4 separate regions of the Mus musculus genome follow, and all the other regions are linked to region 4. The links are chromatin loops, found by intact Hi-C in ENCODE. Cell type or tissue: heart. All regions are shown on one strand. Each heading gives the region's core, and the rest is flanking DNA. Links, peaks and the distances in the headings are about the cores only.

Region 1 (6,292 bases), core at 433-5,432, 280 kb after region 4:
ACAAACTCTTCCTTAGTTGGGTAAGTGATTAAAGTGTGAGTTAAAATAGAGAAGGAAGCTATCTGTACTTTCTCAGTAATGCCTTTCTTTCTTATTATACAAGAAATACAAGAATGGAAAGAGGATATTTTGAGGGAACTATGTAAAGAGTCATATTTTTTTGTTCTTTAAAATGAACCATCATTTGACTGAATATTAAGGAGATGCCATTTAAAAAATCTAATTTTTACTTTCTGGCCCATGGCCTTTGCATACTTCATTGAGTGTTGCACCTGGGCTTTTTGATAGCTGTGAAACACTTGGTACATTTTATTTTTATCAAAGAAAGTGACTTCTTATCTGATGATTCTACCCCTTCCCCCACCCCAATCATACATTCCTGACAACAACAGTCCTCTTCTTTTTATCCTGTCATGAAAGACTTACTCCAGCCAAATGAACCAACTGCTAAAGTGCACGTATTCAAGGCAGACATTAAACAAAGTGGCTGAGAAAGAACAGTGCTAAGACAGTCTCTTCCATGCTCACTGTCACACACACACTTGGTGGTGAAGTGTGATCAGCCTCGGGTTTGATGATCACATATGTGTATACGAGGAAGTCCTGTTCTCCTCGGAAGTAATCCAGTTCAATTAACTGCTGTTTGCAGTAGCTGAGAGACCATCAAAACTCAAGCAAAGGAGATGATTCACAGCAAAAGCTTCTTTCTACAGCCCTTAACTGAAGTAGATGAATCAGAAACTGTATTTCCTTAAATTGCAAATAAGTGTGTGTGCGTGTGTGTGTGAGTGTGTGTGTGTGCATGTGTGCTGTATATCTGCATGGGTGGGTATATTTGCCTATGAATATGTAGGTAGAGGTGGCTGACAGCATGTGTGTTCCTCTGTCTCTCTCTACTTCCTCCTCCTCCTCCTCCTCCTCCTCCTCCTCCTCCTCCTTCTTCTTCTTCAGCAAAGTCTCTCAATAAACATGGGGCTCACCATTTTGGCTGTGCCATATGTATAGCCTCTGAGCTCCTGGGATCCACCATGGTCCTATTCCCCTCCCTGCTGGGTTCATACACTCATGTACTGCTTTTTACTTGGGTATGCTAAACATCTGAATTCAGGTCCTCATATCTGCACTGCAAGTTCTTTACCCAGTGAACCACCCCTCAGCCTATAAGCTTTAAATTAAAACCAAAAATTGATTGTCAGGAATTGCATACAGCTCAACCTAGCATAAAGTTCCTTCTTTGTTGAAATATTCTCTAAGACATTTAGTAGTCAGTTCGTAATATAACTTAGAAAAGTGCCCTTTAGTGGCAGAAACACAGTCTTTGGTACTCTAGTGTGATGTGGATTGTAAACTCACCCCTGATTTTAAATCATTCCGTGCTATTCAATCTTGTAAGTATTTTAAATCTGTAGTGGGAATTGTGTGTTTATATGGATGAAGGTTGGGGGAAATAATTCTTGCAATAACTTTTGGGAAAAGTGCCTCATGCAGAACTCTCACACAGACAGGCTGTGAACTGCCCTAATATGTGCTCATTTGGCTTAACAGAGTGTACCTCAATGAACTGTGTGACATGTGACTTTAGAAAAAGCATACACCATACACCATCAGTCAGTACTTTTGAGTCAGTGAAGGGAACACTTGGAGGGTCCTGTGAGGTCTGATGCTGGTGGTTGGGGCTGCAGACACAGAGACTTTGAAAAATGGTACTCTGTTTTTTTTTTTTTTTTCCTTTCCTTTAGTTTCAAAGGAGCACTCGATAGGATTCATAGCTATCAACATTGAACAAGGGGGGGTGGGTGGATATGGGGGACTTTTGGTATAGCATTGGAAATGTAAATGAGCTAAATACCTAATAAAAAATGGAAAAAAAAAGAAAAGAGAAGATCTTAGACACAAGAGTAAGGGTCAAGGCATCATTCTCTCATTGGAAGAAATAGGGAAGTGTTGGGGACATACAATGTCTGCCTAAGATTCTGAAACTTATTAAAACAATTTCTTGGCCCTGGTCAAGTAATTTGTGTTGAAGACAAAAAAAAAAAAAAAAAACAAAACAAAAAAAAAAAAAAAACATTGAACAAGGGGAAGGTTAGCTGTCCAGATAACAGATTTTAAAACATCATGGATAAATACTGCTTGGGTTAATTTGAGAAAGAGACATGATTTCAATGGAGAAATATTTTCCCCTTTGAGGTGTCACTAAACAGAAGCAAAATACCATTTCACTCACCTATACATTCTCCAGATGCAGTATATGTGTGACCTTGCCCAGTTATTCAAGCTATAAAATACAGTTACAGTACAGTTAGATATGGGTAAGAAATTATTTTTCTGCTGCAGCTTGCTTTTCTCTCTCAACCAGACCCACATATTTCCTTAGTATAAAATCCTCTAGATGGCACTAGAGAATATAACATTTAATTGGTTCAGATAATAGCCTTTAGTAGATGAAGAATAGTCATTTTTCTTTTTCTGAAAATAAATATGAATAAGACATTAACTAGGACAAGGATGTAATATTCAAGGTTAGCATCGTACACTCTAAACATCTCAAAGCAGGAGATGCTTCCCTGAACCAAGAAGGCCTGACCAAGAAGAAAGGGAAGTCAGATTCCCAAGTAAACTCTAGAGCTCCCTTCCATTTTCCTTACTGAGTTATGGGTTCTAGTGTCCCAGAATTCTGCAAAATTAGGATAAGGTCAAATGCTCAAAGAAGTCCAGTCCACCCTAAGTCTCTTGTGAGTGGTTGCAGTAGATGAAAGCTATTATTGTGATTATGAAGCAGTTGCTTGGATAATATGAATGAGAGGAGACCATTCATTATCCCTCTTCATCAGGTGCACAATGCCATTGTTTCCCATGGGCATCAAGTAGGAGGAAGAAGATAATTAATGAGGACTGATGATGGCCTCCAGTGTGGGTTTGCTTTGATATGTGATCAGGGTAGTTGGGAGATCACTAGGATACAGGGTTTCTTCTGGAGTCTCTAAGCATTATAGCAGAACAATGAGCAAAGATGGGATAACGTATTGTTCTGGGTTGATTTGAGGCCTTGATTCCAGTGGAAACCTTGGCTCCCAAATCTATAGCTTGCAAATGACAGCTTGCAAATGACAGCTTGAAATCACTTGCACAGTGAATGACACAATCATGGCAAATTCAGCAAAGGTCACAGAGCTATGAGTTTGATCCTTGAAAAGGTACAACAACAAAGCAAGCCTGATAATTTGTTGTCATAACAACAAAGGGGAGCATAAGTCACTTTTTTTTTTAAAAACAATGTGTCATCCTTTTTCTAACCCCTGTCTATCACCTGCCATCATAACACCCTTTCCCCATTCAAGGCTATGATTAGAAGCACAGGCTTCCCTGTTAAATTTAAACCTCAGATAAGTCATGAAAACCTTGCTGGTGTAAGTATGTCCTGTACCATTTGCTAGAGTAAGTCTATTCAAAATTGCACAAGACACACTTATTCTGATAAGAGTTTTGCTGTTTATTATCTTAACTTCAAACTGGACTAGGTGCCCTACATTTTATTTGGCAACTCCACTCCCACACTCCATTTCTCCACGTGCCTGCTCGTAAGGAATAGACAAATCAAGCCAAATTAAATACGAGGCTCTCTCGCACACATGTTTTAACATTTGGAAACAGCTGGAAGACCTAGACATGGCATCTTTTGCTTCTTTTATTGAACAGGTACCCTGTCAGCCCAGGAAGAGAGGAAGAACCTCCTTTGGCTAAGACATGAGCAGGTCTCCAAACCCATTTTCATCCCCCCAAATTTTGTACTTCATCTTCTTCCTCCAGAGCCGTTTTTCTTTCACAGTTGGCTGTTCCCCCGTCTGCATAGATCCGCAGTAAATACTGTACTGCAGTGCTGAAAAGAGAGGAAAAACATTACCATCTGCATCTACAGCTTGCAAATTACAGCTTGCAATCACCTGCTATTAAATAAAGACACTTTAACAATATTTTGGGTTTTAAATTAGCAATTTACATCACAAGACTCTGAAAATACTAGTCTTTTAATACTGCAATTTTCTTTCCTTTTAACCAGGCATCAACATGTATTGAATTTTTTTAAAAGAAGCCATACAAAGTAATGTTTATTTAATCAATGGCCACCAATGGTATGAGACACACAGACGGAAATCCAACAGTCCCTTGCTCTGTGGGAGACACCATTGGAAGACCTCCCTGGAGCTTCAGCTCTCTAATTTACATCGTGGGGGAAATCTACACATTGTCCTTCTATTTATTTATTATCTTTAACGGCTTGGCCACACAAGGCTATGTGTCATCTAAGAAAGTGGTCTCAAGCTGGGAATCAGAGGCAAGGCCTTTGTTTGCAGGAGTCTGGAGCCAAAAAAAAAGCAGAGTTCAAATGGGAGTATTTCCTTTTGTCACTTGACATCAGGGCTGAATTGGAGGGGATTGGCACTTGTACAAAGCACAACTGGATGCAAAATGAGTGGGGATTTTTGGAAACCTGCAAAGAGAGAAAGATTAAGCAGCTCTCTCCCTCATGGACTCCCCGTCTATAGACAGAGGGGTACAACAGTATCTAAATATAGTGGTTAGCGTTCAAGTTCTTATTATTGAACCTTTACTACCTCTTTCTTGTGACATTCCAGTTACGGAGTGGGGAACACATCAGGAGCTGGCACACACTGCACAGAGCTAAGTATTAGCTTCACAGTGTTGGTTGCTGCATTGCACATTCCTTCACACAAGCACAGAGCACTAGGAAGCAGAGTGCTGTAGCTGTAGCTGTAGCTGAGCATCCAGCCTGTTCCCAGTGCACTTCTCACTGATCCTATAGCTGTCCTGGATGGACAGCTGCGTCTCCAGCTCTCCTGGATCCAGAGATCTGCTCCCTGCTGCTTTTGATGTAATTCAACAGCAATGGATGATTTTTCCTTGTTGCCAGGCCCTTTCATATTTCTCTGCTTAAGTTTTAATCTTTAAGGTCTTTAAGTGTGGGAAGCGGGTGTGGCAGCAGTCCCAAAGGCGCCACAATTGCGCCTTTGGGACTGCCGCCACACCCGCTCCCCACATTTAAGGTTAATTCTATCTATCTATCTATCTATCTATCTATCTATCTATCTATCTATCTATCTATCTATCTACCTACCTACCTACCTACCTATCTATCTATCTATCTATCTATCTATCTATCTATCTATCTATCTATCTTTGACAAGACGTCATGTAGCTAGACCAGGCTGTCTCTAGCCAACCCTCTCCTGGGCATGACCTTGCGTTTCTGATCCTCTTGAATCTAACTGTTTAGTATTTAGGATGTAGGTGTGAATCACTACTCCATTCCGGAGCTGGCTCAGCCTAGGTGAAGCTAGGCAAGCGCTCTAACTGCAGCTACAGCCTTAGCTTTCAGTGTTGCCTTGTGATGACCCAGGATAGCTGCCTAAATCTTAAACGTGTTCCCTTTTATGCTGCACTAACCTTTAATTTCTAAATATGGTACATATCTAGTCAACATTAAATGTTATTGTTGCTAGTAGTGCTGGGAAAGTTTTAACGTCATCTCACAGAACCCTAATTGGAAAGGGAAAATACCTTTGAGAGAAAACTGTTTGCATTTTAGTTCACTTCGTGAACCTTTAGTGGGTGATTGGTCGATGCCTGATGCCTTTCAGCGCCACAGGGTCATCCAGCAGAAATATCCACTTCTCTTGTTTCCTTAGTCATTTGCATTTGTGGCAATATAGCATATTAACTGGCTTCTAGGTCACTTTTCTTAGCCTGTGATACTGAAAGACTCCGAAAGGAGCCCCTCCCTCAGGCCTCAGGACAATAGCAGACACCCAAGAACTCACGATAGACCGAGACTGTTGCAAACCACATGAGGCTTTATTCGGGGAAGCCAGAGGTCTGGGGACGACTCATATCCCACGCAGGGGTAGAGGAGTCGACCTTGAGGGGAAAGAGGTCCCAGTTTTTATAGGCCCTCGGGGGGGGGGGGGAGGAGAAGCGGGGGGAGTGGGGGATTTCCAGATCTAAACAATATCTATTCTAAAATGATTAATTCTTCAAGAAATGGGTATGGGAGGGAGACAAGAAAAGAGTCTAGTGCAGGTGCAGCAATGGGCACACACCTGGTCAGAACATTGGCAGACACACAGGTTCGAGGAGCGGCCAGCATTGTGCACCTTTACTTTTCTAAATCAGTGAAGCTAGTTCTACTAACAATAAGATCTATTTTGCCAATTTGAGGGCTTCTGTGACCTTTTACATTCTGCCAGGATCTCTCAATACCACCTATGACCCT
Region 2 (6,292 bases), core at 749-5,748, 270 kb after region 4:
AGATGGAAGGAGGGAGGGAGGGAAGGAGAGAGAGAGAGAGAGAGAGAGAGAGAGAGAGAGAGAGAGAGAGAGAGAGAGAGAGAGGTTCATCAATATTTCTAAGACATTTTTAGCATACGATGGCAGAGAGATAAGAAATTCCTAGTCTCATGGTCAGTCACATATTGATTGGACAAGCTGTTCACTAATGAGCCAACTGCAAGAAGGCCGGGATCAAACCTTTCTATCTCCACATATGCTGACATGCTGAAAATGAAATGTTGTTCGCACAAAGAGCTCGTGTAAAATTAGGGATAAAAAGCTTTTAGAACTTCTGACTTCCTTCCAGGATCATGGATTTCTCATCTTGGTAACTCCTTGCAAAGCCTATGTGCATCACAAAGAAGCAGAGTTCAAAACGACCTTGGAAACTCATAGCCACAACTGCATGCTATCCCAATACAAGAAGTATTTTCCTAGGCTTCTGGCTAGCATTGGCCCTGGGCCACAAACTTAAAACTGGCAAGATCATTGTCATAGAAGTTAGGAAGGAGACTCAACACCATCATTAAATTCACACTATTATATCTGTAGCTGTCAGTCTGACACAGCCTGAAATTTTTAGAATCTAAAATGTCAACCTCAAATGTAAATCAAAAAGGTACATATGTTAACAAGACTTCCTCCCTCTTGTGAAAGACTGGAATCTCTGTGACTCTCAGAGCAGTACAAGTAACTCCTTCCATCTACTTCCTGTAGATCGTGTCCCTCAGTTCCTTGGTGTAGCTGGCTGTCAAGAATGAGGTCTCTGAGCAAAGGACACTGGCTCAAGTAAAATTTGCACTTTTAGTCGACAAATTACATTTAAATACTCATTTAATCAAGTCTAATATCAGGAGACATACGATTATAGACATATTATAGTGTCAGGCAATGATCAGACCATTTGGTATTCTTCAACTAATAGAGCCCTTGGAGAAAGACTTTGTTTCAGAAATTGGACATTGAGCTACAGAGAAGATGCATATTTCCTTCCTAGATCCTGGTCCTGGCTTTGAACTACCACTGCAGAGCCCTTGCTATGCAGCTCTTGCTCCGAAGCTCGTCGTAACCATCACTTTCCCATGAGCAGTGCAAAGACTCCATCACTGCATCAGGCCATTTTGTGCTTTCAATTGAAAGTCAGACTTCAAAATGTTCTCAGTAAAAATGTTCTTCTACTCACATAACTGAAATTCTCACCTGCAGAGCTGGGATAAGTTTCAGACTTACCTGTGGCCGAGCATCCCTCAGACACCATCAGGAAGCTATTTCCAGGTCTTAGCCGCACTTCCTCCTGTGTGGGCTATGTTTTCAGGATACTATTCATAGAGTAGCAGAAATCTTATAGTCTACCAGCTGAGGAATGCAAGTGGGACATTCTGGAAATTAAATTTGTCTCTTTATTTCTTTTATGTAATACTTCAATCACAATAATGGAAGAAAATGTCTCCTTGGAGATCTGTGGTGGTATTGTGCACGTGTGAGTTCACTCCTTTTTTTTTTTTAATGTTAACTGTCATTATGAGTTGTTCATGAAAGGAACATTTAAAGGAGAGGCCTGGGTAAAGGAAGAAGTCCTGTACTTGGGGTTCATAGTAGTACTAATATCATTTCATGTGTGTGTGGCATTTTTATATATAAGAAATCTCACATTATGAATAGATTCTAACAGAACAGTGCGACCTTTTCAGGATCTCCTGGTAACCAGTTTTAGCTATGATTTTGCTTAGGCAGTCTTTTCTTATGGAGCCTACGTAAGCCTGGAATTCATTGCCCTCCTGCTGCAGACTTGCTAGTTCTGTGATTACAGGATTATACCAATACATTCAGTAAATGGAAGTATTGTAAACAAATCCTAAGATGCAGACAGACATCATTTTCTATTGAGATTATAGGAAGGTTGATGAATGTGAATAGGAACTAAGGTTGGGAATGTTCTGTGGTTGACAGACAATATTTTGGCTAAGTCTGGGGAAGAAGTGTTGGTACAGTAAAGCATCGTGGTGCAGTATTGATTCTTGATCTTATATACTCCTTTATTTTCAGAGGCTAAGGCTATTGTTGCCTGCGTGCTATAGCAGAACAGAGAATTGCCTTGGATGGATTGTAGATATTAAGGACATATAAAGGATGGCAACCTTGGGCAGTAATGAAAGCTAAGATGTCAGTAACCAGGTACTAGAGATATAGGTATCCGATGGGATAGCAAGGATGCTGAGAAGAGGCAGGAGAAAAATAGAACATGGCCCTATGCAGCTTTAGGTTTACACTATCGAGATAGAGTTCATTTTTTCAGTAGTTCCTACAAACTAGGTTCAGATGCAATAAGTTACCTGAGGCAAATTCTCAAGCAAAGAAGTATCAACCAGAATACCAATGTGAATAATTAGCTAAGATACTGTTAACTACCAATATAATTGAACCAGAATGCTGGCAAATCTATTTTGGAAGTAAATTTAAATTTAGAAGTCTTTCCAGTGAGCAAAAATGAGAGCAAACAGTTAGTTTTAGGGTAGATTTTCTTCATATGTGATGTTGGTGTTGGCTGAATCCTCACCCCAGCTCCTGTCTCAGTTTCCCCATTCAGCTGTCCCCCTTCCTCCATCCTTCCGCATCTGGGTCCCCTCTTGCATTTTCATATTTCATGCATTGTATTTCCTTTCCCACTCCTTCTCTTAAAGACTCTCCTAGTCCTCTTTATGCTTTCCTGGCCTTTATTCATATTTATTCCCGCACAGACAATTTAACAATTGCTAGGATCTGCACTATAGAGAGCATACAGTATTTGTCTTCTTGACCCTGGATTACTTTGCTTAATGTAATGTTCTCCAGTTTACTCCATTGTCCTGCAAGCTTCCAAATTTCATTTTTTGTTATGCCTGAATAAAATCCAATTGTTTATATATGCCATAATTTCATTATCCACTCATCTGTTGATGGACACTTAGGCTGACTCAATCACCTGGCTATTATGCATAGAGCAGCCATAAATATACATGAGTCAGTATCCCTCTGTGGCAGCAAGTAATGTCCATTAGTTATATGCCCCAAGAGTGGTAGAGCTGAGTCATGTTTACCAAACTTGGACTAAGATAGTTTGGGATATTTTCTCTACAAGAAGAATATACAAGGTTTGGAAGGCTCATGCCCCTCTACCACTAACATGAGGCTGTGAACTCTGTTTTCCTCAGGGGCAGGCACTGCTTTGGCATCTCTTGGTCTTCTCATTCCTTAGACAAGCTGTGACATTTATTATGTGACAACTTTTTGATGTTACCCATTTAATCCCAAATAGTTTTTTCTCCAAGCCATCCTTTACACAGCTTATATCAACTGTATAGTTTTTGTTACAGAATTCTTGGAATTTGGTCTGTGTATTGCTGTTACCTTGCCCTTTTCCCAGACACTGGGGTATTTTAGTCAACCAGTTTCCTCTGAGAGTTAATTGCTTGCCTATAGGAAAAGAACGAAAAATAAGCAAGTCAACCTCTGTGAGTTTTCCGATGGTCCCTCCTGCTTTCTCATTATAAAAACCAACCTCAGCCCTTGTCCCCGTTTGCCCTTCTGTGGCTCTGAATATCCTACTGATCCCAGATGTGCCCATTTAGTTGTTAAAGCTCTGTGATGACCTTTGGGACTCTTGAGGTATCCAGCAGACTTTGTTCCTTGGTTGACAAAGTAGGAGTGTGAAGCCAAGGGCATGAGGCATTTCCTTTGGTATTAATTTTTATGATCATTTTTATTAGTAGGCATTTAGAGTACAAAGTGGGGTGTCATTATGACGTCTCCACATAAGCTTATATTCTACTCTGATCATGTTTACTCCTTCTTCAATAACCCCTGCTTCTTCCATATCTCTAGTATTCTGTTTTTCACTTTTGTTTTCCTTTCCCCACCCTAGATTTCATGTATGAGAAAGAACACATGATAATTGTCTCTATGTTTGTGTAGTTTTGGAAACCCCAGTCTTTCCATTTTTCATGAAAATGGTATAATTTTAGTCGTCTTTATCTTTATGGATATATAAACACTTTACTGTACATGTATACTATAGCTTCAGTATTTGTTCATATAAGATAGCCTGCTGGTTTGATTTCATAATCTGGATTCCATAATATTCGATAATGCAATAATAAATAGCTTTGCTAATATCTCTATAAAAGGTTTCCTCCCCCCACCTCTCTTTTGGGTACATATCCAGAAGTCCTGTGGAAGAATCCTGTGCTGACTCTGTAGTCATCACTGGCATGAGATGCATGGCATTCTAGGAGGTGAACTTATTAAAAATTTTTTTTAAATTAACAGGGCATGTAAAAAACAAGAAGGATCCATTCTTATGATTAGTTATCAAGGGCTTCCTTGATAAGTGCCCAGGGTTTTACTACAAGAAGTGCATATGAATTAGAGAAGTAGGAGGCATTGGGCATGCCACCAAATGCGATTGCAAGAATGACTCTTCATGATATCTGGCTAACTGCTTTTACTGATCATGCCTCATGGAGATTTTATTCCCCTAGTAAACAGGATAGAAATTTTCTTGAAGTGATTCATCCTGAAGGATAGAGTCCAAATAATACGAAAGGAATTGTCTTAACAGTTAGTTAAAAATAAGCTAACCAACAACAAACAACCCTCAAATGTTCTGCCTACATGTGAATGTATGCATATGTGCCCGTGTGTGAGTGAGTGTGTGTGTGTGTGTGTGTGTGTGTGTGTGTGTGTGTGCACATGCGTGTGTATGTCTTTCTTTTCTGTTTTTATTTTGTGGGGTTAAAAACCACATTTTGCATTAAAAAAATTAATGCTCCTTACAGGAATACATTGAAAGCCTACTGGTAAGAGATATACCTCAAATCCATTAAAAGAACACTGTTTTAAAGTGAGACTGGTAGAATATGAAGTTAATTCCAGGATGGCTGTAGCATCTTTTGCTTGGAAGGAGACATGCCAGAGCCAAGAATGACTTTCTTAGATTACAAAATGGGAGCAGATTATAAAAACTCTCAACTGACAATAAAGCTATACATCAGTGGATTCATTACTAGAGAGTACTGTTGGCAATTCAGAAGAGCATGCTCATTAGAAGAACACATACAGCCTCCTTTTTGTGTCCATACAAAACAATAGAAAAACTCAGAGGCAAACTAGCAGTCTCTAGGGTAGTCTGCGTGTCAAGGAATCTGGTATGCTCAACCTCCATATGATTTCTGCATGGTAGCTGTGAAAGCAAAGCAAAACAAAGCAAAACCAATCCACAAGCTGCTTTCTCTCTCTGCTCTTCAAGGCTAAAGAGGTAGACAACAGTCTCATCCATGTTCAGGAACTTGTGAAGGACACCTGGTGTTTCTGGAACACTGTGGCATACTTGGATGGAAGATGATCATCATCCTGACTGGCAGGTGTGTACCTTGAGTGGCTCCCAGGATGCTCTGCAGAGCTGTGTTTTTATGGGTAGCTCATGTCTCATTGTTGTGTGGCTGTTTCCTTTAAGTTGAAACCAACCTTTCTGGATGAAGAAGGGCAGCTTATTAGTCCCAGGAAGTAAATCAAGTTTAGAAGGTCAAGGAAGCTCCTGAAATGTACAAGACTCACAGGACTCTTCCTCAATTTTTATAACAATAAAAATTTCAGGAGAGGGGAAATTCCCCAAGTGGCTTCGATGCCTGACCTTTGTACTCATAAAGCCAGAGATTCAGCTTTCGAAAGTCATCACCCATGCTGGAGTGGAACTTTTGGTGATGCAGCTGCCTTTGACTCAACCATGGTCCTGTGAATAACCCCTTACCCATACCATAAATTCACTGGCCCACTAAGTTACACTTCACTAAGCTACCATACTTTCTCTGCTCTGTCCTCAGTACCCTATTTGTGGTCAATAGATATTTGTCTTTCCCCAGGGGAAGTCTAGACAGCAGTAATAAGGGACAAAATCAGGGGCAAAGTGGAAACAGCAATGAAATTATCTGTGTCCCTTTCCCTAATGGGTGTCAGAATAGGAGAGATGTGAGTAAACACAACACATCTTGACTGTGTGCACAGCTCTTTACAGGGAAGCTGCTGCTTGCAACTAGGTAAACATTTTGGAAGTTTACTGTTTCTCTTTAAAATCTTTCAGTTAGAAGTGAGCACAGTGCTTAATGATATTCAGCATTAGCTCATTAGTTCATTAGAGGGTGGGGATTTACATTCCCCAGGGACCTATTAAGGGGAGTAATTTTTATTAAAATCCTAATTATTATTTTAAGGCATATAAATTAATATTCTTATTTGT
Region 3 (6,292 bases), core at 383-5,382, 100 kb after region 4:
TGTGACTGTTAAACAAATGACTCTCTAATTATAGCAAGGGTTATAATAATGATTATTAACACTTAGAATAGTTTGCCAAATGCTACCTTCCAGAAACAAACAACATCGGCATCAGTGAATATCATTTCTGATATTTTCCTTTGGATTCTTTAATAAAGTCATATACAACTGTTGGGGAAAAGTAGCTAAAGTGTGATTAAAGCATAATGAAAGAACAGGGTTAAGTGTATGTATGGCATACTACCACTTAAAGTCAGAATGTACAAATTTAGCTCTAAGTGGACTTGATGACAGAGGAAAATGAGAAAAATTAAGTGGCGCTTTAACTGTAAGAATCATGATCTCCACAAAGACTCCACCACGGTCTTACTATAAAACACTAAGTCACTGAAGGAACTACCATTTATTTTTAAAATTTTCTTCTTTTTTTTTTTCCTCCTGAGATAGTCTCTCTGTCTAGCCCTGGCTGTCCTGGAACTTGATCTGTAGACCAGGATAGCCTCATACTTAGAGATTTGCCTGCCTCTACTTTCCAAAGTGCTGGACTTAAAGGCATGGGCCAGTGTGGTCCAGAAATTGTTTACACTGAAGGTCTCTTAGTGGTCCTGCTTTCAGAAGTGGCCAAGAACAGGAGGGAAGGGAGGACACCCAGCTGTCTGAGATAACTTTCCATTTACACACAGAACTAAACAGACAAGTTCAGTTATATTGCTGTTAAATGTTGGCAGCATGGGATAGGAGAGATGAGTAGTAGGGGGGTTGTTAAGAAATAAGGCTCCCTAAAACTGTGTGCCACAGAGGGGAATTGTTATGCTTAAACCCAAGAGGAATTAGAAGATCAGTGGCAGTTTGTCAAGGATGGAGAAAAGATGGTCTGGGGAGTGGGTGTGGAGGAGTGTTTGGCAACTGGGGTGAAGGAGTTGCTCTTCCCCCCACAGGGATCCCCCATCGCCTCCAGTATGGCAGGGAAGAGGCAGCTTGTATCCCCAAGAGCAGGTCTGAGACTACTAGATGCTCCAGGTAGGGGGACAGAGGTGGCTCACAAAGACTTGCTCCCCAAGGGGTTACCAGTATTGCCTCCTAGTTTTTCTGCCAGTGTCCAGTGGTCCTTGACCTCTTCATAGCACTTTGCTTATAATTCATGCATGATTTCCAGTATCCTCATCCTGATGGCATCCTTGGAGCTGCATAGAGCATTAGGTGTCTAGCAGCCCCAGACCTGCTCTTGGGGGATACAAATTATCAAGTGCCTAGAAGATGAGCACCAGGGCTCCTCTTCTTGTTCTCTTTGGTCTCTAACTTGTACCATAGAGAGCACAGCTGCAGCCCTTGTCTGCCAGCATCTTGGCTGAGGTGATGTAATGGTCCTCTGCAATCTGGCCTGGGTATCTTACCAGGATCTTCCTGCTCTCCTCCAGGATGTTGTTCCTGTTTTGAGAGAGAACAGCATGACCTTCTTGAGTGCCTTCACTTCTGGCTTTGAGGGCTGCCACACCTTTATATTCTTGAAGTCTTGGATGACACCATCAGAAGTAGCCATACTAGAGGCCTTGTTTCCAGAAGAGAAAGAGAGACAGGGACATCTGTAGAAGAACCAGGCCAACAGATGTAGCTGCTGACAGGATCTGACTATAGTACCATTTAAATTATATTTATTTTTTATTTTTTTAGGTTAAAATATAGCTACATCATTTCCCACTTCTCTTCCCTATTCTCCAAACCCTCCCATCTGCTTCTCTCTGCTCTTTTAAATTCATGGCCTTTCCCCCCATTAATTGTTATTCAACATATGTATATTCACATATATATTTCTAAATACATGATTATGATTTGTATAATATTGCTTGTATATACAGTACTATTTATTTTGAAACTATATTTGGATTTTGTGCCATTGCCATTAAAGCTTCTGTTTGTTGTTTGTTTGTTTTTCTTTTCTCTTACCTTTGTATTCTGTATCCTCTAGGATTTGTTGGTTACATAGTGCCCAATTTCAAGGTTCATTCCTGCCTGGTGTGTAACTTCCAAATGTTCACATTCAAATGAAGTCAGTATTCATCCTCTCTAATGAGCTCTTTCATTCCACAGGCTTAAGTTTTGATTAAGCTTAGATAATATGATTGGCACTTATGCTGTTCTGGGTGTTACAAGGAAGTCCCATCAACGAAGGGGCTTAGACCACAAAACTTCACTTTTCAGAGACCCACAGTCTGGGAAGGTCAGGTTCAAGGCACCTGTTCATTTAGTAACCAGAGGGAGTCCACGTCCTCATCTGTGGGCTTGGTTTCCCAATGTAATGCCTCCTTTCAGGAGGTCCTAGCTGAAGCCTCTACTGTAAGTACGTTATTGCCACTCTCGGGGGCCATAACCTTCTGACCTAATTACCTCCCAATACTCCATTCCCCAGATATTCTCCCCCCTGGGCATTGCTTTTCTTTTCTTATTTTTTGTGTTTTTTAAATGTAATTTTATCTATAATTCATTTTTATACTTCATATTCCATTCCCCATACCTTCCTATTCATCTTCTGACTGCTCCACATTCCACACCTCCTCCCCACACCCCTGTCTCCACATGGATGTCCCACCCCCCACCCCCTACCCCACCTGACTTCTAAACTCCATGGGACTTCCAGTTTCTTTAGGGTTAGGTGCGTCATCTCTGAAAGAACACAGACCTGGAAGTCCTCTACTGTATGTGTGTTGGGGGCCTCATATCAGCTGATGAATGCTGTCTGTTTGGTGATCCAGTGTTTGAGGCCCAAAGTGGGATCCAGCTCAAGGGGAAGTCCCAAGGCCTGACACTGTTACTGAGGCTATGGAGCGCTCACAAAAAGGAACCTATCAGGACGGCCCTTCAAAAGACCCAAGAAGCAGCTGAAAGAGTCAGATGCAGTTATTTGCACCTAACCAATGGACAGAAGCAGCTGACCCCTCCTGTTGAATTAGGGAAGATTGAAAGAAGCTGAGGAGAAGGGCAATTCAGTAGGAGGACCAGCAGTCTTAAATAATCTGGGGATTACTTTTCAACAAGTAGATTTTCAGGGGACACATACCATGGTACTGGATTTCATTGGCAAAGGATGTTTCTCCATGAGGACCAGAGGGTGGCACTGTAGCACTTCTGTTAAGAGAGTGTCTCCAGCCAACTGGGCCCAGCTCAAAGCTTCCCCATTTCTCAGTTGTATGACCTTGGGCAAGTTGCTTTTGCACTATTGTTTCCTTATTTGAAAACTACAGTTAATAAAAGGGCGACTCCATGGGATTGTGTATGGATTAAATAAGATAATCCAGGCTCTTCAAACTGGTTGGCAGACAGTAAGTCTAGCCAGTTAACTCTGGTTAAGAAAGGTCTGCTCCCAGTGTTGCCTGCTCTCCTACAGTGCTTACCAGTAGAGACCAACAGATAAAAGACTTCCCCTTCTGGAGTCCTCATCCTAGCATTACACAAACACTGTTGTTTTCATGGCTAATCCCCTCCAAAGGGGATATAGGAGCTCAAATACCATACTCTTTTAGATTTCTAGACACAAAAGTGAATGGTGATGGGCCAGAAAGTCTCAGGGAGCCCCAGGAGCCTGGGCCAGCTGCTGGGGACCTACTCTGAACTGATTCTCTGTAACAGTTCCCCAGTGAGGAGAAGTCCAGAACAGCTGTCTCCCACAGATTCATTTCCAAAGTCGAGTGTGTTTTGCCTTAATACTGATATCCCTCCCGCGAAGGTGCGTGCTGTTAGCTCGGATGTTGGTCACATTTTGATAATCCTTTAACCTTTATTTATTTTACACACCCCATGGTGTAGCTGAACACCACTGGCTGCTGAGAAATCTACCAGAGACCAGATGAATCTTCTCTGGGGGCACTCCTCAATGAAATTCTCCATCAGTCACAGAGGAGTTAAGTTCATCGAGCCCAGAGGGTATCTTTCAAGTTTGGCTTGTAGGCAAATGCAGCATTTTTCATGTAAATAGTAAAAAATGCCCCAATTTTGGTAACTCTGATGAAGTGTCCTGTCCTCCCACCCCCTTTTGATTTATTTATTTCCCCACTACATGCCTTTTGATATAAGTAGCTTGAGATGACCTGTTTCTATAGCAGGAGTAAAGAGGTGAGAGAATGTAGAAGAAAACAGCATAAAGGATTTCCAACATTTCACAGTTGAATTCCTCAGCCTTTTTACCCATGTAATTTGACATTTTCTATTTAATTTAATTTGTATTTTTAAGGTCTTTTTTATTCCCTTAGGTTCTAATGTGAAGGTTATATAGGGGGGTTGATAAAGAATAAGTTAGGATGCTTTTTATATTCACATTAAAAAAATATCTAGTTCCCCAGGATCTGCATGGCATTGGCTCTAGGACCCCTGTGGATGCCAACACCTAAGAATGCTCAGGTCCCTTGTATGAATAGGAGAGGTTTGCGTGGAACTTATACTATCCTGCTGCATACTTTAAGTCATCTCTGGGTTACTTAATAGCTAATATAATATAAATGCCATGCAAATGGCATCATACTAATGTATGTTTAGAGTAATGGATAGCAAGAGAAAAATACACTGTACATTACAGATGTAATAAAAATATTTTCCAAATGTTGTAGGTGAGGAGGCAGGACATTGATAAAAAGGGAAAAACCATAGTATTGGATTCTTGAATAACTCCTGCTTGACTCTGGACTTCTTAAAGTGGTCTCTTTAATTCTAAAGAGGACAGTCTCATATTCTGACCTTATGAGTTTTAAAGCACACAGGTTGTTCTTCAACAAGAAAAGTGTTCGTGAACTCTGGGTTCTTGCTTATGAATATTATCTTGTTAGGTCTTCAAATCAAATGCCCAACCATGGGATGTAAAACAGGCAGGGAGTAGCCTGAGGATACTCAGAGCCCACTCTGTGGATTACCCTGAGTCAGCACCTTTTATACAAAGTCCTAAACAAGACGTTGCATGGAGGGTAATCAAATACTGATCAGGATGGTGGACTCTGGCTAGGTTCATTCCGGGATTCCCAGAAAATGGTGGCAAGTCACATTTTGTAGAGGCTTGAAAAGGCAAAGTCATTAGAAAAAGAAAGTCATATTTCCCTCCAGGTCCAATCATAAGAAAGCACACATATAATGTGTTTCCTGCCTATGTACCTTCCACCTACATATGATGAAGCATATTTGGAGCAGTTGGGTTAAACAATCTTGTTTAAGGAAGCAAAAGCATTCGGCTTGTTATCTCATATAAACAATAGCCTCCAGCATTTCAGAAAGTACTTCCTCCTTGGGCAAGGGGCTTACAGGTTAGAGGCATTTTTGTTTTACGAATCTCTTAGGCACAGTAATTAAAATGTAAAACATAACTTTAGCTCTCACAGAGCAACAATAATTCTTGCTCTGAGAGCTTGGCACATCTCAAGTAAACCCATGGAAGTTATAAACATGGCAGGCAATGAACAATGGGATCAGGAGACCCTTAGCTTGGACACTAGAAGCTATAATACAAAGCTACCAGTGTTGTCAAAGCTTAAAGCTCTGTTTAGTTTAGCACAAGTATAAATGCCACTCGAGTTTGTGGTCATTTTGTAGAGATCTAGCTATCTTTCCTGGAGTGTTTTTAATAGAAGAGCCCAGCCTTTCACTAATTGAATGTCACCAGCTACCTGATAATGTCAATGGAGCTGAATGTTATCATCTGAGAGTGACTTCTGGCTGCTGGGAAAGGCTGAGGGGAAGCCTGTGTGTATGAGTGCAACATGAAAGATGGTGATAATGTGGGCACAGAAGGCAGCCATGATTGATTGGCCATTAACAAGAATTTATAGCACTTCAATCTTTTTGCCTTGTGAAGCCTGCCTGAATGGGTCACTATAATGATTGAATTTCAACTCTGTTGAAAGATCAGCTAGACTTATCAACGAGGCTTTGATGTTAAATTGACCCTGGATTTGGAATTTCGAAGACTCAAGGAGATTGGGAAGCCAACTCTCCTCCCTGCCTGCTAAGTGACTTTGGATAAATGATGTCCAAACTTCCTTGGGCCTCATTTTCTCATCCCTGAAATGGATGGGATACTGGTTCTTTGGTTTGTGTTCAGTGGTCACATCACTTCTCTATCCCTCTTTGCCATCCTTCTCTATTTCCCAGGCCAGGGTTTTCTGAACCAGCACTTAACTGTGACTGACACTGAAATTCCACGTCTACTGACACCTTCTGACCATCATTTTCATAGCCATTTCCCAGTTGCTAACATCTGCTGAGGTGTGGAGTGTTTATTGGTGCCAGGAGTACCCCCCTCCCCTTATTTCCTCAC
Region 4 (6,292 bases), core at 617-5,616:
CAACAATTAAAAAAAAAAAACCCAACCAAACAGACAAACCCATAACCAATCAAAATTCAGAGAACTTGATTATCTAGCTACAACTGATCCATCTACAACACAACTCCTATACGCAAAGCTCGTAGAGCATCATGGGAGAGCAAGATTATAAGAGATAAGAGAGAAAAGCAGAATGTCTGGTGGTGGGGTTACATCTCCTCGAAATATCAGAGAAGTCTCAATATCATGGCTGCCTAACAAGACCTGAACAAGGATGACACCAATAGACAAACTAAGATGCAAGGGACCGCTAGGGAATCTCACCCACAGACAAAGCATGGCAGGCAACTAAAGAATTCTGAGAGCTGGGGAAATAGTTTTCTCTAGAAATGTGCTCTCAGTTGGTTATCCAATACCTAGTGGGTCAAGCCTGAAATCATATACATACACGTAACAAACAAACTGAACAGGATGCATTTATATGTTTAGGAATGAATATATATGTAATAGTAGTTAAAGGAAAAAAGTCTGGAAGCTATGAATATAATCTAGAGAAAAGGAGGGGGCACATGGCAAACTTGGAAGGAGAGAAGGGAAGGAAAAATGATATATGCTAATTAAAAATTTTTTTAAAAAAATGAGTGAGGAAATGATCAGGAAAGTTAAGAGTGGAGTCAGCTAAATGATTTATAATATGTGTGCTTTAGCTCCCTTTGTTCTGTGCTAATAGAAATCTGCAACTATTTGATCAGCAAGTAGAACAGAACACAGGGGTCGTTAGTCCTTGGCCATAGCTCAGCTCTTTTGCTGGTTATTTGAAACAATGTATTTGGTTAACAGACAAGTGCAGAACTGGGCAGTGTTGTGTGTAGCCTTTGTCTCTTCTCTTCTCTTCTCTTCTCTTCTCTTCTCTTCTCTTCTCTTCTCTTCTCTTCTCTTCTCTTCTCTTCTCTTCTCTTCTCTTCTCTTCTCTTCTCTTCTCTTCTCTTCTCTTCTCTTCTCTTCTCTTCTCTCTCTCTCTCTCTCTCTCTCTCTCTCTCTCTCTCTCTCTCTCTCTCTTTCTCCTCCTCCTCCTCCTCCTCCTCCTCCTCCTCCTCCTCCTCCTCCTCCTCCTTCTTCTTCTTCTTCTTCTTCTTCTTCCTTTTCTTGGTTATTTTGTGTTGTAGGCACTGCTAATTTTTGTGAGAACAGGACTGAGGATGGGGGAAGGAGGGTGAGAGGCGGCCGAGTCAGATGACTAACCCCCAGAATCAAACTCCAGAGACCCCCAGCATCAGGGTGAATCAGAGTTTATTGCCCAAGGTGTAAGCTTATGTACAGTGTTTGAGCCAATCCTAACCACCTAAATGCCTTGCCACACTGTCACTGTGCCCCAGTGAAAGCTCTGTCTGATGAGGTTACTCAGAAGCAGCGAGGGGTTGTGGGAACAAGGGGGAAAGCATCGTCGCTTGTTAAGACTTCCATGAAGATGGGGAAAAGGCCACCAACCTGGCCTCAGTTTTTCTTCACTGTCTCACTGGTGTTCTGGGGCCATCTTAGCTCTAATGCTGTGCAAGGGCAGAACAGGATTCTTTGAGGAGTTGCGGGAGCCTGTGGCGCCTGCTGTGACTTTCTTCCTTGTTCATTAAGGCTACGATGAAACTGGAGATTACAACCACCTTTTGCTATACGACAGCTTGTAGTCTGAGATGACTGTTCCATCTTCTTGCTTATTGGCCCTTGTTTTCCCTTCCTTTCCCTTCCATTGTGTCTCTCACAATTCATGCTGGAGAATTTTCAGGTGTCGATTCAGAGTATGTGGTGAGGCAGGGGAATAACTTAGTGCATTTGTATGCAGTAGATTATTTTCATTAAGCCCTGCACCCTCTGAATTAGAGAGGGAGGACCACGTACCTGACTAGACTGGCATTTCGACACAGGGCACAAAACCTCACTTGATAAATGTCTACACGTGTAACAAACCTCCTAGGTTTCTTCTCTTTTTGGTTGACCAGTGTACATGAAAAACATTTTTTTTAACACTCTAAATGTCACAGGCTAGCTGTTTGAGCCAAAGCTGGCCTTCGGGCATGCTTTCTTCAGACTACAGGAATTTAAGGAAAGCGAGTTTTATTTAGCTTATGTTAGAGACTTCAGTGGTTGGCCCAGACAGTTGGGTAGACCATCACAGCAGCAGAAGTTATGGTATAGAACTGTTTGTCTCATGATAAAAAGGGGGGTCGGCGTGGGCAGGACTACAGATCTAGTTCAAGTGTGCAGTGCCCCTGAACCTCCTCCCTCCCAGTGGACATGCTTTCTCCAGCCAGACATTCCCCCTTCCCAAAGTTCCCACCGCATCTCCAAACAGCGCCACCAGCTGGGTACCAGGCAGAACAGCCAAGCCTACTTGCATTTCACATTCAAACCACACTACCCAAGCAAGCTGAAGTGAGAGCCTACAGAAAGACTAGGTAGTGTTAAGACTGGGGCTGCTCAGACCTTCAGGAATGGAGGGTGAGGTCCGAATTCCCCAGTTCTGATTTTGCTCCTGGCCAGCATGCTCTGTTCAACCTCTCAAAATCCAGGGAAGTGAAGAAAAAAAAATTAAAGACCTGTGGTCTTGAATTTGAATCGTTTAAAAATCATATACAGAGAGGCTTGTCACGCTTTCCTTACTGGCTTGCAGTTCACCAAGCAGGAAAAAAAAAAAGCTTGTGCGGTTCCCCACTGTTTCCTCTAGATGGCACTATTGCACTGGCATTCTCTCAGCTCTTCATTCTGACGCCCCCCCAAACTTGTTCATTATGTAATTTTTTCAGCGGGAATCATTTTTGTTCGTAAATTTATTACAGCGTATTATCAATAGTCCTAAATTTATTGGTAAGCAGGTAGATCCCACAAAGCTGCAAATTTTAAAGGAGCAAAATGAGGTCGGTCCACCCCCCCCCCCACCCCCTTCGCCCTACTTCTTTTTCCTCGGAGCTTCCCGAGTTAATAGTTGAAAAGGGAACATATTGCAAAGTATAATTGTCACGATTATGCGGGCTGTTCATTTGGTGTGCATGTGCACATGCATCCAGATGCCACAGCTGCAGTGCACATCGGATAAATAGCCCTTAGCTTGTACAGTTCGAAACATCAAATGGTCCTCATTTGGAGCAGTGTCTTTGTTTTGTTTTGTTCATAATGAATGCTACCCACAAATACAGAAAGCAAGGGAGCAGAAAATAGCCTGTGTGACAAGGGGGAGGCTCTTAGAGATAGCCATGTACACGAGTAGACAGATACAAGTTGTATCCCGGCTTCGTCTGAACAAGGCCAGTGCTGTACAGGGGGAGCTGGGTGTGTTAATTAGATTAATGGCTTGAAAACAAATCCATTTCAGAGTAGCTAATTAAATATTTCATTTTGAGTTATTTTGTGCAATTTGCTTTGGAAGGCAACAGACAAATATTAAGTATTCAATTTCGTCTTCAAGCGCAACCCACTAATATTTCAGTGAGTTAATTCCTTGGTTTTGGTGTTTTGGGCTTTGAAGGTGCTCTCCTGTCTTGGCTAATGTACTTGACAGTCGAGTGTGAAACGGGACTCTGCCGTTCATAGCCACAACTTGGAGCCTTTTGTACTTTTAGCACCTGCTATCCTTCCTAGTTAGAGGTCTCTGGCTTCTGGTGTCCCTCAGGCTGTTCTTTGGTCCTATGGGGGCAATTTTTTTCAGGGATGGAATGATGTGTGTAACATTGTATCAACATGATGATGGCCCCTGCAATGGAGGGTTTTCCTTACAGTGAGTGAAGGTGAACACAATATGGGATGCAAGCAGGTGGGTGGGGCTTGAAGGCGGGTGGGCGTGGCTTGCAAGATGAGGTCTCCTGTGGGGAGACCAGGTGTGAGTTCTTTTCCACAAGCCCTCAGACACAAGAAATGGCACAGAGAAAACACTGACTCTCCCGAGGGTCTAACGGACTGTGCCAAGTCCTTTCATTTTACTGTTGGATTGTGAGGACAGCATCCTTGCCTCTCTGGGGTCCTGACTCTCCTGCATACCTAAATTTAATACCCAGTGTCTCAAAGCCAATACCAGCTTTCCCATTGTCCCTCTGCCGCTGGAAGTCTCAGTCTGCTGGAAGGTAGCTTTGGTTCTAAGTGAGCCTTGGTCATGTTAGCTCTGTCTTCTGCTCGCCCATGTACTCCCTGGCAGCATGGACTGGATCCTAGCTCTCAAAGGCAGAGGAGCAGCCCACAGTCCTCTATGGTAATTCCCACCCACCCCGCAAGGACTCTCTCAGTTTACAATGTTCCTGACCCAGGCACCTGGCCTGCTCAACTCTCCTTTCCACAATGCTCTACCTAATTGCCTGGGCCAAACCGCCCACGGACTGACGTCTCTAACACAAAACAAGTAAATCTCTCCTTGAAAGCTCTTTTTGATACTTGGCCACAGTAATGCAAAAGTAACCAATTAAAAACTGTTTAAGAAAGCAGAAATATTGCCCGAGCACGTGAAACCTCCAGCTCTCTTATTCCGGTGACTAAATCACTCTCTGTAGTCGGAGTCATTCTCTGCCCTTTGACTCCTCAGAGCCTTTGCTGAGGTTGGATATCTTTCACCAAGACTTTCTGGGGCACCTTTGTCTGAACAGAGTTTCTTCTATCCAAAGCCTCCGGCTCTGAGCTTCACCCCACTGGAGGTAATTAAAATGATTCCCCCAACAGAAGCAGGACCTGTGTCCTGGCCAGGTTTCCAGAGGCTCTGCTGCTGCTAAGTGGAATGTGAGTGAGAGCAAATAAATATCCGCCTTCTTGGAGTGTTGAAAGTTTGACAACCTTTCTAGTGTCGCGAAAAATTTCAAGGCGCTTTTTTATACATGGTGTATATTGTCGACACTGTCACCTCTGGCTGAGGGATCTAGTTATGAGAAGCAGCAGGTCTGTATTTCCACCTCTGGACAATTGTGCCTCTACTCAAGTCCTGTGTCAAACCCGGCTCCCCTGTTGAACGCCTGAGCTGTCGTTGGCAGCATGAGCAAAGGCTGCCAGACTTGGAACAGGAAGCAGAGCTCAGGCTGAGGCCTAAGTGGGGTAGGAGGAAGTTGGAGGATAGGCTTGGAGAGTCAGAAGGGTGCCACAGATGTTTTCGGAGAAGAGGAAAGACCATTAGCATTCTAAGCAGAGGACAGTAACATTGTGTGGAGAGTTCGGCAGCCAGTGATTGCTTGGCTTCAAGACTGTGTCAGTCACCTGTGTCAGCTACCTGCTCTTAGTGCTAGCGATGAAGCTTGCCTTCCATCCCTCCCCATCTCCCTTTTCTCCCTTTCATCCTCTTTCTCCTTCATCTCTCCCTTCTCCTCCATCCATCCCTTCTCTGCCTCCTCCTTTCCCTCTGTGCCCAGGATAGGCCTTGGGGTTTCATATGTGCTAGGGAGGTTCTACCATGGAGCTACACCACAGAGCTGGTGTCGGCCTCCCTCATTTCTACATTACTGCCTGGAGACTCAGCTGCCATCTTTCTGGGTCTGTTGAGGACCAGGCTGGTGCTCACCTTTCTATACTTTTCCTGACTCTCCAACACAGGGAGCGTCCTCCTTCCTAGAGTGTAAAACCAACGAAGGGGAGCTCCAATTCTTCTTAGTGGAAAACAAAGGGACATTTGCTTAAACCCTACACTGCCTATACAGCACAGAAGGTGTTTTTCTGTAAAATGGGGGCTTTAATATTTGATATGTTTTTGTGAACACCTCCCATATCGACTCTGAGTTATTGGACTCGGCTCACAGGCCTGTATAAATATTTCTAAAGGAGAGCCACATCAAGGAGTTCTCTTCCCTCACTTTGTAAAGCTCCCATTTTATTTACACATAAATCTTGGAAAGAGTCCCTTTTCTCAACTTCACATTCCTCCAGACTCTAATACTGGCCTTTTTATAGACAGGAAATCTCCTGATTTGTATTCCTCCAGCACCTTCAACAATAAAGCCGCCCTCATTACGGAATAAAATTTAAAACTGTCTCCCAATTGTGCAGTTGACGTGAATTGGACCTATTATGTTTGCTTTACTATGGTGTAATCAGTGATAGATGGCGAGGGGAATTTTGAGGACTCTGGGGACTCTGACACTCAGCATGCTAAGTGGAGTGGCTGCGTGTAACCATCTATCAGCGGGAAGCAGAAAGGTCTGCCAGAGGCGGCTGGCACACACCTTAACTTGACAGGGCTCACTCATGTTTGCTCAGATTAGCCAGAGCTGCCTTCAGTGCGCAAGGTCAGAGGGCTGTGAGTTTGCTGAGAAGAGACTTACCACTTTATTGCCGGACATTCTTTGTCAGTGAAACC

Evidence for each region. Peaks named below come from ENCODE experiments on the same cell type or tissue, not always from the same donor. Only the 100,000 strongest peaks of a DNase experiment are listed, where the experiment ranks them.
Region 1: a loop joins it to region 4, with 3 times the contacts of the local background. A loop is called at or near these places in 2 of 42 quality-filtered maps.
Region 2: a loop joins it to region 4, with 2.7 times the contacts of the local background. A loop is called at or near these places in 2 of 42 quality-filtered maps.
Region 3: it touches region 4 in a loop (3-fold over the local background); 2 of 42 quality-filtered maps call a loop at or near these places.

What each region holds. Positions count from the first base shown.
Region 1 is chr5:54,437,100-54,443,391 of GRCm38, forward strand. No RefSeq gene overlaps it. Among named protein-coding and RNA genes, the nearest start is that of Gm10440, 90 kb to the left of the region's middle. In heart, for the core only: a CTCF peak has its summit at 2,390 (motif pointing right); no DNase peak of the experiment used is centred there.
Region 2 is chr5:54,422,190-54,428,481 of GRCm38, forward strand. No RefSeq gene overlaps it. Among named protein-coding and RNA genes, the nearest start is that of Gm10440, 75 kb to the left of the region's middle. In heart, for the core only: no CTCF peak of the experiment used is centred there; no DNase peak of the experiment used is centred there.
Region 3 is chr5:54,255,169-54,261,460 of GRCm38, forward strand. No RefSeq gene overlaps it. Among named protein-coding and RNA genes, the nearest start is that of Gm10440, 92 kb to the right of the region's middle. In heart, for the core only: a CTCF peak has its summit at 3,100 (motif pointing right); no DNase peak of the experiment used is centred there; H3K27ac peaks cover 488 bases.
Region 4 is chr5:54,152,335-54,158,626 of GRCm38, forward strand. No RefSeq gene overlaps it. Among named protein-coding and RNA genes, the nearest start is that of Stim2, 160 kb to the left of the region's middle. In heart, for the core only: a CTCF peak has its summit at 2,690 (motif pointing right); no DNase peak of the experiment used is centred there; H3K4me3 peaks cover 336 bases; H3K27ac peaks cover 1,880 bases.